Regions from separate parts of the Homo sapiens genome. Here region 2 is linked to region 1. Evidence: read pairs that join two places in POLR2A ChIA-PET (ENCODE). Cell type or tissue: PC-3. All regions are shown on one strand. Links, peaks and the distances in the headings refer to the core of each region. The heading gives the core; the rest is flanking DNA. Region 1 overlaps BTD (biotinidase). Region 2 overlaps LOC107986064 (a long non-coding RNA gene).

Evidence for each region. Peaks named below come from ENCODE experiments on the same cell type or tissue, not always from the same donor. Only the 100,000 strongest peaks of a DNase experiment are listed, where the experiment ranks them.
Region 2: POLR2A ChIA-PET joins it to region 1 with 7 read pairs; 2 of 35 experiments call an interaction of 5 or more read pairs at or near these places.

Annotation. Positions count from the first base shown.
Region 1 is chr3:15,642,617-15,650,952 of GRCh38, forward strand. BTD (biotinidase) reads left to right here. Exons shown (of 4, transcript NM_001370658.1): 4 at 1,700-8,336. The coding sequence ends at 2,872. Among named protein-coding and RNA genes, the nearest start is that of BTD, 45 kb to the left of the region's middle. RefSeq lists an enhancer at 4,066-4,599 and a silencer at 5,026-5,320. In PC-3, for the core only: no CTCF peak of the experiment used is centred there; DNase peaks (open chromatin) are centred at 3,635, 4,455 and 5,165; H3K4me3 peaks cover 2,419 bases; H3K27ac peaks cover 4,245 bases.
Region 2 is chr3:15,890,962-15,899,297 of GRCh38, forward strand. All of the region lies in intron 2 of LOC107986064 (a long non-coding RNA gene), which reads left to right. Among named protein-coding and RNA genes, the nearest start is that of MIR563, 21 kb to the left of the region's middle. In PC-3, for the core only: no CTCF peak of the experiment used is centred there; no DNase peak of the experiment used is centred there.

The DNA of each region.
Region 1 (8,336 bases), core at 310-8,309:
GCTAATTTTTTTTGTGTGTGTATTTTTAGTAGAGATGGGGTTTCACCATGTTAGCCAGGATGGTCTCGATCTCCTGACCTTGTGATCTGTCTACCTCGGCCTGCCAAAGTGCTGGGATTACAGGCATGAGCCACTGTGCCTGGCCTTGACATCCTCTTTTTAAGCATACTATATGCTTATTCATTTTAAATTTTTGCTATTATATTTTTGTAAACATGTTCAAGTTTTTCTGTAAAATAAAATTTTTAGAAATGAAATCCCTCAGGCCAGGTGTGGTGGCTCACACCTGTAATCCCAGCTACTTGGGAGGCTGAGGCAGGAGAATCACTTGAACCTGGGAGGCAGGAGTTGCGGTGAGAAAGATCGCGCCACTGCATTCCAGCCTGGACAACAGGAGCAAAACTCTGCCTCAAAAAAAAAAAAAAAAATAAAATAAAATAAAGAAATGGAATCCCTCAAAGGATATGTACATTTTAAATTATATTAAAGAGTACCAAATTTCCCGCTTAAAAAACTTTGATTTCACTTTACAGCCCCAGTCATACAGTATGAGTGCCTCTTTTTCCATCCTTTGGTCAATGCAAGATAGAATAATCTTTTGAGCCTGGGCACAGTGCTTCACATCTGTAATCCCAGCATTCTGGGAGGCCAAGGCTGGTGGATAGCTTGAGCTCATGAGTTCAAGACCAGCCTGGCCAACATGGTGAAACCTCGTCTCTACAATAAATACAAAAATTAGCTGGGTGTGGTGGTGCATGCCTGTAGTCCCAGCCACTCAGAAGGCTGAGATAGGAGGATGGCTTGAGCCTGGGAGGCGGAAGTTGCAGTGAGCCAAGATTGTGCCACTGCACTCCAGCCTGGGCGACAGAGCCAGACCCTGCCTCAAAAAAAAAAGAAAAAGAAGAATCTTTTGAATTTTTGCCAGTCTTATGAAGGTGAGAAATGATAGCTATTTCATTGTTGTAATTTGCACTTCTCTCTCACTAATGAGATTGAGCATCTTTTGAGATGTTTGTGGGTCACTTTTCTTTGTCCTTCTGTGAATCACCTGTTTATATCCTTTGCACATTTTCAGTAGTGGTTGCTTTTTTCTTATTGATTTATGATAGCTGTTTATTATGGATAAATATAAGTACTTTTATATTTAAAAATTGTGAGAGCCAAGTACAATGGTGCACACCTGTAGTCCCAGCTTCTTAGGAGGCTGAGACGAGAGGATTGCTTGAGGCCAGGAGTTTGAGTCCAGCCTGGGCAATGTAACAAGACCCTGTCTCTGAAAAAAAAAAAAAAGAAAAGAAAGAAAAAAAAAAGAAGAGGAAGCAAAAGGAAGGATTTTAAAAACTCATTTATTTAATTTATTTATTTATTTATTTATTTATTTATTTATTTATTTATTTATTTTGAGACGGAGTCTTGCTCTGTCGCCCAGGCTGGAGTGCAGTGGCGCGATCTCGGCTCACTGCAAGCTCCGCCTACTGGGTTCACGCCATTCTCCTGCCTCAGCCTCCCGAGTAGCTGGGACTACAGGCATCCACCACCACGCCCGGCTAATTTTTTGTATTTTTAGTTGAGATGGGGTTTCACCGTGTTAGCCAGGGTGGTCTCAATCTCCTGACCTCATGATCCACCCGCCTCAGCCTCCCACAGTGCTGGGATTACAGGCAAAAACCTCATTTATTTACACCTTTTTTTCCTCTAGGTGCTCCAGCGCCTGAGTTGTATGGCCATCAGGGGAGATATGTTCTTGGTGGCCAATCTTGGGACAAAGGAGCCTTGTCATAGCAGTGACCCAAGGTGCCCAAAAGATGGGAGATACCAGTTCAACACAAATGTCGTGTTCAGCAATAATGGAACCCTTGTTGACCGCTACCGTAAACACAACCTCTACTTTGAGGCAGCATTCGATGTTCCTCTTAAAGTGGATCTCATCACCTTTGATACCCCCTTTGCTGGCAGGTTTGGCATCTTCACATGCTTTGATATATTGTTCTTTGACCCTGCCATCAGAGTCCTCAGAGACTACAAGGTGAAGCATGTTGTGTACCCAACTGCCTGGATGAACCAGCTCCCACTCTTGGCAGCAATTGAGATTCAGAAAGCTTTTGCTGTTGCCTTTGGCATCAACGTTCTGGCAGCTAATGTCCACCACCCAGTTCTGGGGATGACAGGAAGTGGCATACACACCCCTCTGGAGTCCTTTTGGTACCATGACATGGAAAATCCCAAAAGTCACCTTATAATTGCCCAGGTGGCCAAAAATCCAGTGGGTCTCATTGGTGCAGAGAATGCAACAGGTGAAACGGACCCATCCCATAGTAAGTTTTTAAAAATTTTGTCAGGCGATCCGTACTGTGAGAAGGATGCTCAGGAAGTCCACTGTGATGAGGCCACCAAGTGGAACGTGAATGCTCCTCCCACATTTCACTCTGAGATGATGTATGACAATTTCACCCTGGTCCCTGTCTGGGGAAAGGAAGGCTATCTCCACGTCTGTTCCAATGGCCTCTGCTGTTATTTACTTTACGAGAGGCCCACCTTATCCAAAGAGCTGTATGCCCTGGGGGTCTTTGATGGGCTTCACACAGTACATGGCACTTACTACATCCAAGTGTGTGCCCTGGTCAGGTGTGGGGGTCTTGGCTTCGACACCTGTGGACAGGAAATCACAGAGGCCACGGGGATATTTGAGTTTCACCTGTGGGGCAACTTCAGTACTTCCTATATCTTTCCTTTGTTTCTGACCTCAGGGATGACCCTAGAAGTCCCTGACCAGCTTGGCTGGGAGAATGACCACTATTTCCTGAGGAAAAGTAGGCTGTCCTCTGGGCTGGTGACGGCGGCTCTCTATGGGCGCTTGTATGAGAGGGACTAGGAAAAGTGTGTGGTCTGTGGGGCGGACTCTGGCCATCATGTTGACAGCCTTGCACTTCCACAGGCTACAAGCCCTGGGACCATCTTTCTGCCTTAAGGGCAGGAGCCCACTTCTGTGGCACCAGATTCCACCCTGGGAACTGTGGAAAAAGTAGGAGAGGCAGATTCCCTCAGTGTCTTCCTCTTAAACCTCAATCATCGAGACATTAGGGGGTATTTTCTGTTCACATTTATCTTTTTCAAGCCACATCTTCCTCTAACAAATCTCTCAGTATGCGATTGGTCTCAAGCTAAAACAAAAATAAATGTCAGTTTATATTTTACACATCCACAAAGCAGTGGCTTGGGGTTTTTTTTTTTTTTTTTATCTTGTTGATCAAGTGACACCCAGGACATGTAAATATTTCATAAGCCTTAAACATTTCCTGAGGTAAGAAACAAGCTCTCAAAGCAAAAGCTCAATTAGAAATGGCCCTTGTGGGGAACCTTCCCATTCTGGTCGACCAGAACTCTAGCCAGATGAAATGGCAATGCTAGCGCCACCAGCAACGTCAGAAACGTAGACCTTAAAGCGGCTTTTAAAAATAGAAAAGAAGCGTTCCTCACATCTGCCAGTAATGGAATTTTCTGTCAGTAAATGGAATGTGTAGGCAGGACCTGGAATAACTGGAGAGAGTGCAACGCTTCGGGGTGAAGGGCGGGTGGGGACTGGAAATGTTGAGACGGGGGCAGCCATGGGAAGGTATGAGTAATAGAATTCTTTCTGTACGACACAGCTCATCCAGGGATTCCAGGGACCTTAATAAATCACGGTAGCTTTGGGCAAGAGTTGGGCACGTTGCCCGACTGTGCAGGATGGATTGATGCTGGTATAATTTGATCTGGAGCCCTATAGAGGATCTCGTTGCTTTGCAGCGATGCCTGGCACCCCATAGAGATAAGTTGCAGGGACTGCCGTGAAGGGCATGAAGGGTGGCCCACTTTAGTCATGCATTTATTCAATCACCCAACAGGCACAGAGCAGGAGCTTCCCATGTTAGGAATTCCAGATGCAAAATTATCAGACTCAATATGGTGAAGACATTTTTAGGCCACTGATTTCTGTGTAATTTGTGTCCAATATTTCAAAGCCATTTAAAAAAGGATTTTGACTGCATGCCTAGTAGCTGTTTCAGATCATTTTTTAAGTACAGAATGGATAATTAGTCTTCAGTGATTTGCCTCTTAAATGTGGCCATTTAGTTTGAACTCCTTTTTAGTTATTTTAAACAGTATATGCTTAAACATCACACGATTTTATAAAGCAAGAAAAATGAAATGATCTCCCTATTCCCCCACGGTGTAGGCCTCCAGATCCTTTTCTGGCTTTTAGGCAGGACAATTAACAATGTGGATTCTGCAGTCAGACTGATGGGGTTTCCATGCATGGCCTCACCATTAACTCCTCACTGGGGAGACCTTGGGCCTCGGTTTTTTATTCATAGAATGCATGTTGAATAAACCATGTGGGAAAAAGCAGAGCCAGCACCAGCCCCTGCTGACTCACTGATCCCTCGGAAAGGTCTGGGATGAGTCAAGTCTTCAGGGAATAAGCAGCAAGGACTTGGAATTCCTGAGCAAGCCTTGGGTTCCCCACGCCCTAGGAAGTCCCTCTGGAAGGGGAGCAGGACCTCTCCCACCAGATGACGGAGTTCGCTTTCTCGCCCAGCGCAGCTCCCACCAGGCGTGAGCTGGCAGTCCAGAAGCGGCCCCAGATGTGGCTACCCACCGCCCAGTCTGCTTCCCTGCCTCAAACCCCAGGGAGACAGAAATTACCTAAAAATGCATATCATTGCCTTATGCCAAGATGATTCAAATAAGCCTGAGAAAGAGAGGCCAGCGCTAAATACAGACTTGGCAGAACTACTTCACCCAGTAAACATCTAATCAGCACCTGCAGGATCCTCATTCTGCCCTTCTGGGCAGAGCACCACGAACTTTCCCTGAGTTATTTTCTACCAACAATTTAGAATGAATTGCTCGTGAAGTAGAAATGAGGGGAAAAGCAACTAATGGTGGTAGAACAAAGTAATTTTTACAATTAAAAGAAGTAGCTGCCAGATGACAGAACAAAGTAGAGGACGGGAAAATAAATCATTTTCAGGGAAAAAATATATCTATGACTAATGGTTGTGATTATGTTTTTGTCGATTGTGATCCTGAAACTCAGGAAGCAAATGGCAATCTTGACCACAACATGGAGACAGGAAATCAAATGCATTTTTGGCTAAACCAGACTTGGGGGAAGTGGCTTGGTTTGCGTGGTTTCTCATGTAGGTGCAGCTGTGCTTTTCTGTGGTTTTTCTCACACGGGAAGTGAGAGGCACAGTGAGCTGTATTCACACTGGATTTAAAAGCCCTGTTCTTAGAGAGGAAAAAACCAGGCCTCCTCACAGACTGCCAAGTCCCAGAGCCCACCATGTCTGCTCTCAAGACACAGGCCTGTCCAGAGCCCCTGCTGAGGGAAACCCACCCAGGCCACTTTTCCCCACAGGTGGCCCTGCTTGGTACCTGTGCCCCCACCCCCCAGCCATGGTATATTGAACCAGGAGGAGGCACCCAGCCCAAGGCCAGCCAATCAGAGCACTGGCTAGTAGCCCAGGAGGTGTCCCTGCACAGAAGATCTCCTCAGAGAGGACCGATGGTGAGTCGGCCGCTCTTGATTCTCAATGAAACTCAGAACCGCTCAAGTGAAATGACCACTCAAAGAACAATTTCTCAACAAAGTGGATTTATATAGGACAAAATAGGCATAAAAGTATGAAATGTTTTGTGCACAAAGGCCTAGATTTGAGACAAGAGCTGATGTGGCCTGAAGATCTGTGAGTGGGACTGCTTGGGAGGCCATGTTCCTTCTCAGGCCAGAGAAAGGTCCTGGTCTCCTGGCTTCAGTCTTTCATTCCCTAACCTCCCTTTGAATGTTAGTTACCTATTCCCACATAACAAAGTGCCCCAAAACTTAATGGCATAAAACAAGCATGGACATTGTTAGTTCACCCAGTTCTGTGGGGCAGGAAAGCGGGTCTCTCATGAGGCTACAGTCAAGATGTCAGCCGAGGTGACAGTGAAGATATCAACCAAGGCTGCAGCCGGTTGAAGGCCTCACTGGATTTGGAGAATATTATTGATTAAATTGCGTCTTCCCCAAAAAAGATACGTTGTAGTCCTAACCCCCAATAGCTCAGAATGTGGCCTTATTTGGAAATAGGGTCTTTGCAGATGCAATGAAGATATAAGTTAAAATGAGATCACACTAGAGTAACTGGGCCCTTAATCCAATATGACATGTCCTTATCAGAAGAGGAGAAGACACACACACAGGGAGAAGATGACCATGTGACAACAGGGGCAGAGATCACAGGGATGCCTCTACTAGACAAGGCACACCAGAAATTGCTTGCCAACAAACACCAGAAATTAGAAGAGGCAAGAAACAACTCCCCACACACAACCCACCCCTGCAGGTTTCAGAAGAAGCATGGCTCTGCCAACACCTTGATTTTGGATTTCCAGCTTCCACAACTATGAGACAATAAGTTTCTGTTGTTTGAAGCCACCCAGTTCAGGGTACTTTGATATGGCAGACCTAGGAAACAAATACAGAGGATCACTTGCAAAATGGCCCATTCACACAGCTGGCACGTTGGTGCTGGCTGCTAGCAAAAGGTCTCAGCTCCTCACCACTTGGGTCTTTCCATAGGGATAGCTGAGTGTCCTCATGATGTGGCCCCTGGCTTCCCCTGAAGCAAATGATCCAAGAGAGCACAGGTGGAGCCATGATGTCTTTTATTAACTAGTCTCAGAAGTCACACTGCATCATTTGGCACCATCTTATTGAGTTACACAGGTCAGCCCTGCTCCCTATGGAAAGAGACAGAGGGTGTTAGATGCCCAGAGGTGAACCTCATTGGGTACCATCCTGCAGGTGGGCTGCCACTCTGCTCAATCCAAATCACAGCTCTCCCGTTTCTCACCTCCCAACAGTTGCTGTTCCTCAGGCCAAAGTTCACATTCTGCACAGCCTCAGCTCCGCCTGACCTCTGAGCTCACATGATGGCCCTTACTGTGAACCTGGGTTTCTGGTCCAGCCATAGCTACTTCTTTAAGCTCCTCCAGTGTGCTGAGCACAGTCTGGCCCCTGTACTGTTGTCTGCTTGAAATGGCGTCTTCTGATGAACACTCATCCATCCTTCAAGGTCTACTCTCTCATCACAGCTTGTGACTCTTCCACTTTTTGAACTGGTGTTTCCCATTCCCAGTTCACAGAGCCCTTTCTCATTGAACTATTTATCTGAGTTCCCTCTGCCGGAACATGAGCCATGCCTAGAGTAGCCACCTAGTAGTGAGTGACAGCTCTGTGCTGGATGCACATAAATGGTCTCCCTTAACTGCCATGAGCCCTAAAGAAGGTTTGCTACAGCTATTTTACAGATGGGGAAAACTGACAGAGAGATATTAATGAATTGCCCACATGCAAATATGTGCTGAGTCTTGGATTTGCATCTTTATCGTGACTCCACGGAGACCCACCCTCTAAGACCAGAGCCAGTGTCCTATTCATCTTTTGTCTCTGCAGCGTTCAGCATGGCACTGTCTTGGCTTACAAAATCTGCTCTATGCTTGCTGACTGCTGAATGAATGAATGAATGAATAGGTAGTCACAAAGAATGTTTAGAATGTTTCTCAGACAGGCTGAGAAAAAACACAACGAAACATTATTTCCGTTTGGAAAGTTTTTTTATTTTTGTGTTCAGTACTGAAGTAAAACAAAAATCTGAATAACAGCTGCACCGTTAAAAATGAAATTACCAATATATGAACTCTAGGCATCATGCATATATAATTTTTTGTAGATAACTTTTCTTCTCATTTTCCTTCTCATTCTCTTCATCTTTTTCTTTTTGTTTGAGCAAAAAAAAAAAAGAATATATTAACTCGTAACTGGGGAGTCTAAGAATAAATTCTCTTCAGCCATTGCTGAATCTAGGGGCTCAAATGGTGTCTCTGGACACAGTATCACACTCTACTCTGCACTCTTCTTTATCATTTTCTCCCACAGACAGACTCTCGTGTAGTTGCAACAATGGCCATGACTTCTAGGCTTCATCTGCCCCTCTCAGCAGCTCTAGAGAAGAAGCTCCTCTTTTTACACAGTCCCTAATTAAAGTCTCAGAGATGAACAACCTGGGCTCTTGCTTAGGGCACGTGCCCATCCTGAATCAATGATCGGCCAGAGAGCTGTGATATTCTTTTGTTTTTTTGAGATGGAGTCTTGCTCTGTCGCCCGGGCAGGAGTGCAATGGCATGATCTCGGCTCACTGCAAGCTCTGCCTCCCGAGTTCAAGCGATTCTCCTGCCTCAGCCTTCCGAGTAGCTGGGACTACAGGCACGTGCCACCACGCCCAGCTAATTTTTTGTATTTTTAT
Region 2 (8,336 bases), core at 199-8,198, 250 kb after region 1:
GAATTAATGGCATACACTACTGCTCAGAGAGTAGAATATGAGGATAAGGTTCAAAAGCTCTATTCTTGAATGTCAGAGTTGCTGACCCTCAAAGATCTTAGCCTGGAACACCTAGGTGCATATTAATATTTCCTGAAGTTTGTGCCAGGAAACTACTAGGAATTTCTCATTTGCCCTGCTATACAGCTATAACCATATCCAGAGGAATAATGTCCTTCTCTTTCCAAATCTTGCCTCTGTTCTCATGAGTAATAACCTGGAACGAGACAGAGATGGTGATTCTAGGACGCCTGGTGGTAGTACTTTGCTGGCAGCAGAAAAATTCAGCATACTCACCTCTAAACCAGCCCCAGCAAGGGGAACAGGCCACTGGGATTACCTTAGGCCCATCACAATTTACCTTTGATCCTGAAGGTAGAGTGTGGCACTCTCACCTGTGTCACATGGGGAAGGGTTGAAACCCACCCAATTCAGGGCTTGACTAGTAAGGAAAACAAAGAAAAAGCTGTTGGTTAAACAAGCAGCAGAGCCTACTGCATACTATATAACAATATAATCATCATTTTATTTGTAAATAAATATATATGTTACCAAAGTAGCTAGCTATATAGTTTAAAGAAATATGCTGTATATGGCTGGGCATGGTGGCTCACCCCTGTAATCCTAGCACTTTGGGAGGCCAAGGCGAGTGGATCATGAGGTCAATAGATTGAGACCATCCTGGCCAACATGGTGAAACCCCATCTCTACTAAAATTACAAAAATTAGCTGGGTGTGGTGGCATGCGCCTGTAATCCCAGCTACTCGGGAGGCTGAGGCAGGAGAATTGCTTGAACCCGGGAGGTAGAGGTTGCAGTGAGCCAAGATTGTGCCATTGTACTCCACCTGGCGACGGAGCAAGACTCCATCTCAAAAAAAAAAAAAAAAGAAAGAAAGAAATATGCTGTATTACATTGACCATGCATACCTATTATTACCCACAAGGTACAAACTCCTGCAAGTTGTTCAGGTTTCAGGCTAAACTGTAAAACTAAAGTCAGCTGATTGATAATTTATGGTATTATTGTATTCTGTAAAAAGGCTTCTTTTAGAAAATTCCTCTATTAGCTCTTCTTCAGATAACAGAACAGATTTATTGGTCTGCTGCTTTTATATATGCCTTGCCAGCACCCCAGCAGATCCTAGATTTAATGAATTTATTTGCGTGACTCAAGTTTACAAGATCAGCCATCCCTTCTCTCTGCTGCTGATCTTCCTGATCTCATTTGGCTGCCACTTTACATCCCAGTTAATTCCATTTCAGTTTCCTCAGAGACTGCAGGACCAGTTTTTCCCTGGGAAAAGGAAAGCTGATGACTGTGAGTCCATTTGGGGGCCCAAAAAACAGAATGCAGATGTCAAAGGTGCTAATATCTGATTTTCTCACCAGGACTGCTTAGACTAAATCCTTTGTATAAGAAAGCCACAAGGACAAGCCTTTTTGGAGGGTATCAGGATAGTTATGTATGTGCAGGTGCCAGGGAGTGGCTTCTGTTCTAGAAGGGCCCCACAGCTCAGCATTTCCTCCCACGTGCTTTCTTGAATATGCAAGCTGCATATATATTTATAACTCTGCAGGAAAAATGTGAACTTTATTAACAGAGATAACTGTCATAATTCAAGCAGTTGCACTCTATAGAGCAACCAGAGACTACAGGCATCAGGATTATGCATGTTCAGTAAAATTATATGCAAATGTTGGGGAATTATGAGATACTAACTAGGGATGAATGAGGAAGAAGGAAGGGCTAGAGTTGACCGTGCCTGTGGGGGACTGTAGGAGTCTAGAGAACATGTCTGAGTGCTCTTCCAGGGAATGTATATCCTTGAGGGCAGTAAATTCATTATGCATTTTTGCATTCTCCCATCCTAGTAGCAACCCTCAATAAATATTTGTTAAGTGAAGGAGTGAATGAAATGTTGACCTTGGCAATGCACAATAACTTCTGAATTGGTCTATGTGTATGCACATTTCCTCCCTTTCCTATTTAAACATTTATTCTAAATCAGTGGAGCCACAGCTGTCCAAGTTAAGAGTCATACTTACAGTCATTATTAACCAAGTGAGGTTCCAAGCCAGTGGTTCTCAACATTGGCTACATGTTACAATGACTTAGGGAGCATTTCAAAATTCCAGTGCTCAGGCTTCATCTCAGACTAGAAAAACAATCTCTGAGCTGAGGCGCAGGCATCAGAATTCCAAGGCTGAGTACCACTATAAGCTAGCATAGAAACTGCCATATCTGTGGAATTAGGAGACCTAGAAGAAATCCCACAGCACAAAAAAGTGCTAGTGCCACTTTCACTGATGTTCAAAGTGCAGAAAAGTTGGGGAAAAAATTCTGATGGGAGTTAGAAATGTGTTTCATTTATTTATTGTATTGTATTTTTTTTTGAGATGGAATCTTGCTCTGTCACCCAGGCTGGAGTGCAGTGGCATGATCTTGGCTCACTGCAGCCTCCGCTTCCTAGGTTCAAGCCATTCTCCTGACTCAGCCTCCTGAGTAGCTGGGATTACAGGCGTGGGCCACCATGCCTGGCTAATTTTTGAATTTTTAGTAGAGTTGGGGTTTCACCATGTTAGTCAGGCTGGTCTCGAACTCCTGACCTCGGGAAATCTGCCAGCCTCGGCCTCCCAAAGTGCTGGGATTACAGGCATGAGCCACTGTGCTTGGCCAGGAATGTGTTTTTGTGCTCATCTGGAACTTGAGGACTGGAAGGTGAGTCACATGTCTAGGAATACATAACACTTCAAACAACAAAATGATGCCACACTGTGAAAAGAGATGGGAAGCTATTGAATATCCCTGTCCTGCCCTGGCTGGTGACCCCTCCCCAACATTCAGGCTGCAGGAACACCTGAGCTCTGGGGCTCTCTGCCTGATACCCAGTGGTGGCCTTATTTATTCCACTGCCGAGTTCTTTCTGGCAACCTTGTACCATTCTTGGGAAAGGTTGGGGAAGCAATAGGTAAATGTTGTTTTGGTTTGTAGACATCTTTTGGTGGGGATGGGGGAGCAGCTGTGCTGGAACTGGGGGAAGGGGAGCTGTGACTCAGGGGAAATTCTAAGTTGCTACAAGCTGCAGCAAGTGTGTGTCAGTGGGAGGTGAGAAAGGCAAACAGAGGGCTGAAAACTGAGCCAGGAACCTGCCTAGTGGATAATCAAAACTCGACTATAAATAACTAATGGAACGACGAACGTGTTTAGTGAAGTTATTTTCTAAAGCAGCGTACAGGCAAAATGAGTGCTTTCCTGGAGCAAATCCTCAAGCTGTTCCAGAAGGGTGAGTAAAAATACAGAAACACCTGTCTGGCAGTGGTGATTTTACATAAATAATTTTTCCAGGTAACTGAAAGCTACCTTGTAAATGCCAAAACCCTGAACATTTTAGTTGTGTAAGGGAAATTTTTCTAAAATGGGTTATATTTTCTCCAGAGGTGGCGAACAGAGTACATTTCATTTACTGGCTTTTGGTGGTTCAGGATTTGGTAGCAGAACCTGGATTTCCTTCTTCACCACCCTTTTCACTCACCTTCAGTTTCAGCTCCAGGCATGGAGCATGAGACATAGGCTTAAAGCCATCAATGTCTCCTTTCGCTTGGTTACAGGTGATGGGCTCTAATGCATGGGCTTTGTGACAACTATCTCCCCTTGTTTTGAGCCCTTTTCTGGCTCCCATGCACTCAGATATGTTTTGGATAGATATAGTCACTGTGAGTCTGGCCTCTGTTTATGAGAGTTACTGAAGTGAATGTATTTTATTTTATCTTATTTTTTAGTGCTCTTAAAATTCACTTTGGTTTTTTAATATTTTTAAAAGACTCATGAGACTGTTCATATTTCATGACCTGCGACTATACTAAGGAGAAACAGCTCAGAAAACTAATTTAAAATAATTCATACCTAATTGCGGTCTCATTTCTGAAAATATTTTGCACACAATCCTACCCTGCCCTGGTACCCTGGACATCACAAAGAGTGGCACAACGTAACATAAGATACCATACCATGTATCCAGCAATCAGCTTTTATGAGACTTGCATCATTATAAACCTATAAGAAAAAAGCCTGTGCATTATGGAAAAATTTGCACAAAACTCTGTGTACCTGACTCATTGTGAACACCCAATCCCTTAGGCCTAATGGTTTGAAATAGTGGGTGAAGCAAAGGCCAATGATGGGTCAAATTCCTGTATTTGTTTCATTGCTGAGGTAGTGAAGGGACCAGGGATGGTGTCAGAAGCTACCACATCAAGATGTGAGAGAGAAGCAGCAGCCAAATCACACGCCAGCTGTAGAGATGCCAGTATGGGGAAGATTGCCCCATGAGCCCACCAGGTCCTGTTTTAAGGGCATCATTACTGTAACCCAGAATGATAAAGTTCACAATTGCAACCTTGTGCCGTTAAGAGAAGTCTACAGTGATGCCCACATGGCTTTTTTCTAAGGTAGATAAGTGTGTAATATCTTTTAGAAAACTTTACATTCTTTAATGATTAAGTATGGGCATTTATTATTTATTTATTTACTTATTTTTACTTTTTATTTTAGAGATATGGCCTTGCTCTGTCACCCAGGCTGGAGTACAGTGGCACGATCATAGCTCAGTGCAGCCTCTACTTCCTGGGCTCAAGCAATCCTCCCACCTCCACCTCCTGAGTAGTTGGGACTACACATGTGCACCACCATGCCTGGCTATTTTTAAAAATTGTTTATGGATGGGGTCTCACTATGTTGCCCAGGCTGGTCTCAAACTGCAGGCCTCAAGTGGTCTTCCTGCCTTTGTCTCCTAAAGTGTTGGGATTACAGGCATGAGCCACTGCATCTAGCCAGGTATGGACATTTAAAGTGGCAAATTTGTCCAGACGCGATGGCTCACACTTGTAATCCCAGCACTTTGAGAGGCTGAGGCGGGCAGATCACGAGGTCAGGAGTTCGAGACCAGCCTGGCCAACACAATGAAACCCCGTCTCTCCTAAAAATGCAAAAAAATTAGCTGGGTGTGGTGCAGGTGCCTGTAATCCCAACTGCTCGGGAGGCTGAGACAAGAGAATTGCTTGAACCCAGGAGGTGGAGGTTACAGTGAGCCAAGATCACGCCACTGCACTCCAGCCTGGGCGACAGAGCTAGACTCCATCTCAATAAATAAACAAACAAACAAACAAACAAAGTGGCAAATTTGAAATATCTGGGAAAATCACTTATGCAGATTTCTTCAATTTGAATTAATAGAATGGAAAATGAAAAAGAGAAGAGACAAAGCTTTCAGTTGCAGTTGTGTTATTAACTAGCTGTGCAATCTAGAAGCTCCGTTTGCTTATTTTTAAACTGGAAAGGCCTTGATTTATACTGTCTGCTGTGGTAGTCACTTGCTACATATGGCTATTTAAATTGATTTCAAATAAATGAAAATTATGATCAAACACAGATACAGGAAAACTGAGGTAGGAAATTAACTGAAACAAAAGTTATCAGTTTGGGACCATAGGCAACAGCTATAAGAATGCTGAGGTAGGGCAAAATTACATAATTAGCCAGAGAGAGCCCAGCCTGAACCAGTGGTTAGGAGACAAATGAGAAGGTGTCAAAATTCACACAACATGACAAGTCAGAAAGCAAGGCAATAGATCAAAAGGGTTCAGTGTAGGCACAGGAAAGACCTTGCTTGCTTAAGACCAGCATGGTATGAATGAAAGAATTCGGAGGCCACGATGTCTCCTGTTAAAAGTCCTCCCTCCATAATCATTGTGGTAGACAGACTAGACCCTAGTGTGGTTTCATTTTCATGACTCTATAATCCCTTCCTCTTAGTGTGGGTGGGACCAAGAACTTGCTTCTAACCAATATAAAATGTGGTGGGAAAGTGATGGAAAGTCATTTTCATCATTACATTATTGTATTGATATATAACTCTGTGTAGCTAGCATGCATTAGAAAGACTCTTTACATTGCTCCCTTGAAGAAGTAAGCTGCCACATCATGAGAGGGCCTATGGAGGGGGCCAATGGCAAGGAACTGCAGGTGGCCTATATTTGCTGAGAGTGGCCCCCAACTGACATCCAGCAACAAAACAGGGCCTCAGTCCTACAACCACAAGGAGATGAATTCTGCCAATGACATGAAGAAGCTTGGAAGTTCTTTCCCCAGTCTAGCCTCTGATGAGCCCACAGCCTTGACCAACATCTGGATTGCAGCCTTTTGAGACCCAGAGCAGAGGGCACAGCTAAGCTGAATCTGGACTTCTGAACTATGGAAACTGTGAGATAATGAGTATTGTTTTGAGCCTCTAAGTTTTTGGTAATTTGTTATGCAGCAATAAAAAACTAATATGTCCATTTACCATGGTCAATCACGGTAGTTTTCAAGGCTTTCTTTAGTTGTGGAGACCTGTTTTTAAGCCAAAGCACACATGGAAGCACAATATGTAAACAAAGAAAGGTAGAATGTCTCCATTTACAGCTGGGTAGAAGGAATGGATCCCTTCCCACCTGGGTTCTCCTGAACTTACAGGGCCACAAGAGGAAACTCTGTGAACAGTCTGAAAACTTAAATAAATGGAAGAAGGACTAGAACATGCTGACCCAGACACACATTTCAGGCTGCAGGGAAGAGACACACTCAAGTGTCCTTCCGTGATGGAGCACAGTGGATAATGTTGATGCACTTTGAGAATTCTCAAATCTCTTTACAGTTTCTGGTTACTCCTCCCCAGTTGCAGTGTGCTTTTTTGCCTTCAAGAGTTACAGGTCTGTACCTGTAACTCTTCTTATGAGAACTCTCCTTGGGTTACTGGAACTGTTTGACCTACTATAGGTAACTACTATAGTTACAGTAACTGCTGTATGACCTCCCTTACCTAGAGTTGGGACTACCTCTGGTGTGTAACTTATACTCCCTTCTAGCCATATCTGGTGGAAACCACCCCAGCCTCTCTCTGTTGGACTGCCTGAAATCACACCATACTTGGTTTTCTCCCTTCCCTGTCTTCCTTCCCCCACTTCCAACCCAGCTTCTGGGAACACTTCTTTAATTATTGCTTTGCACATTACTCCTCATTTCAGTGCCTATTTCAAAGAACCCAACCTGAAGCATAGAGATTTCCTGGGAAGATACATGGACACCTGAGACATCTCACCATTTCTGGTGCCCAGCGTTTCCAAGTCCCTCATTGGTCACATTCAGTTTGGGCTCCAGTGCCCTACCTGCCCTTGTGGTTCTGGCATTTATCCTTTCCAAAGGATAATTTGATCGGCCTGATGCCACCATGCACAACAAAAATCCTCTAACGGGTAGAGCTTTACTCCAGGCCACCTCAAAGGCAGCTGACCCATTTCCACTTAATTGTCTTTAGCTCAGCCATTGACCCCTGTTCCTATCAAAGTGGAGTCAGGATATCCATGTGGGGTCATTCAAATCACATGGCAGGAGCCACAGGAGCGTTTTGCTGAAAGAACACCTTGGGGACATTTTCCTCAGAAGAGAGTGGTAGGTGAGGCAGGTACTTTCTTATCAACTCCCTGGAGAGTCCTCTTCAGGGCACACAGCTTTTATAACTCCAAAGAGGTGTGACACTCAATTATCATTCAGGGTGGCTTGTGGAAGCAGAGAAAGAGTGAACAAGGCAAGGACACAGTGCAACCAGTCTCAATCTTGTTCCCGCAAGATTGAGGATATGGTAAATAGAAGTGGTTGGTATAAAACTGGATCTGTTCTGAGGACACAGAAATAATTTCAAATACTGTATTTATATAAATGGGCTACCTAATATGCTAAAAAGAAGCTTATCAAAGATGATGTAAATTTAAGAGCATGAGTCAATTAGTCCATTAGGTTTTTAGGTTTTGTTTTGTTTTGTTTTTTGAGACAAAGTCTTGCTCTGCCACCCAGGTTGGAGTGCAGTGGCACGATTTCAGTTCACTGCAACCTTGCCTCCCAGGTTCAAGCAAGTCTTCTGCCTCAGCCTCCCAAGTAGCTGGAATTACAGGTGTGCACGACCACACCTGGCTAATTTTTGTATTTTTAGTAGAGACAGGGTTTCGTCATGTTGGCCAGGTTAGTCTCGAACTCCGGCCTCAAGTGATCTGCCTACCTCAGCCTCCCAAACTGCTGGGATTACAGGCATGAGCCACCGTGCCCGGCAGTCCATTAGGTTTTAAAAGGATAGGCAAAAGTCTTCAGAAACGTATATAGAAATTTGCCCTCAGAACACTTAATATTTCAGTTAATCTACTGCCATGTATCCAACTACACCAAAATTTAGTGGCTCAAGTAACAGCTATTTTATTTCCCATTTGT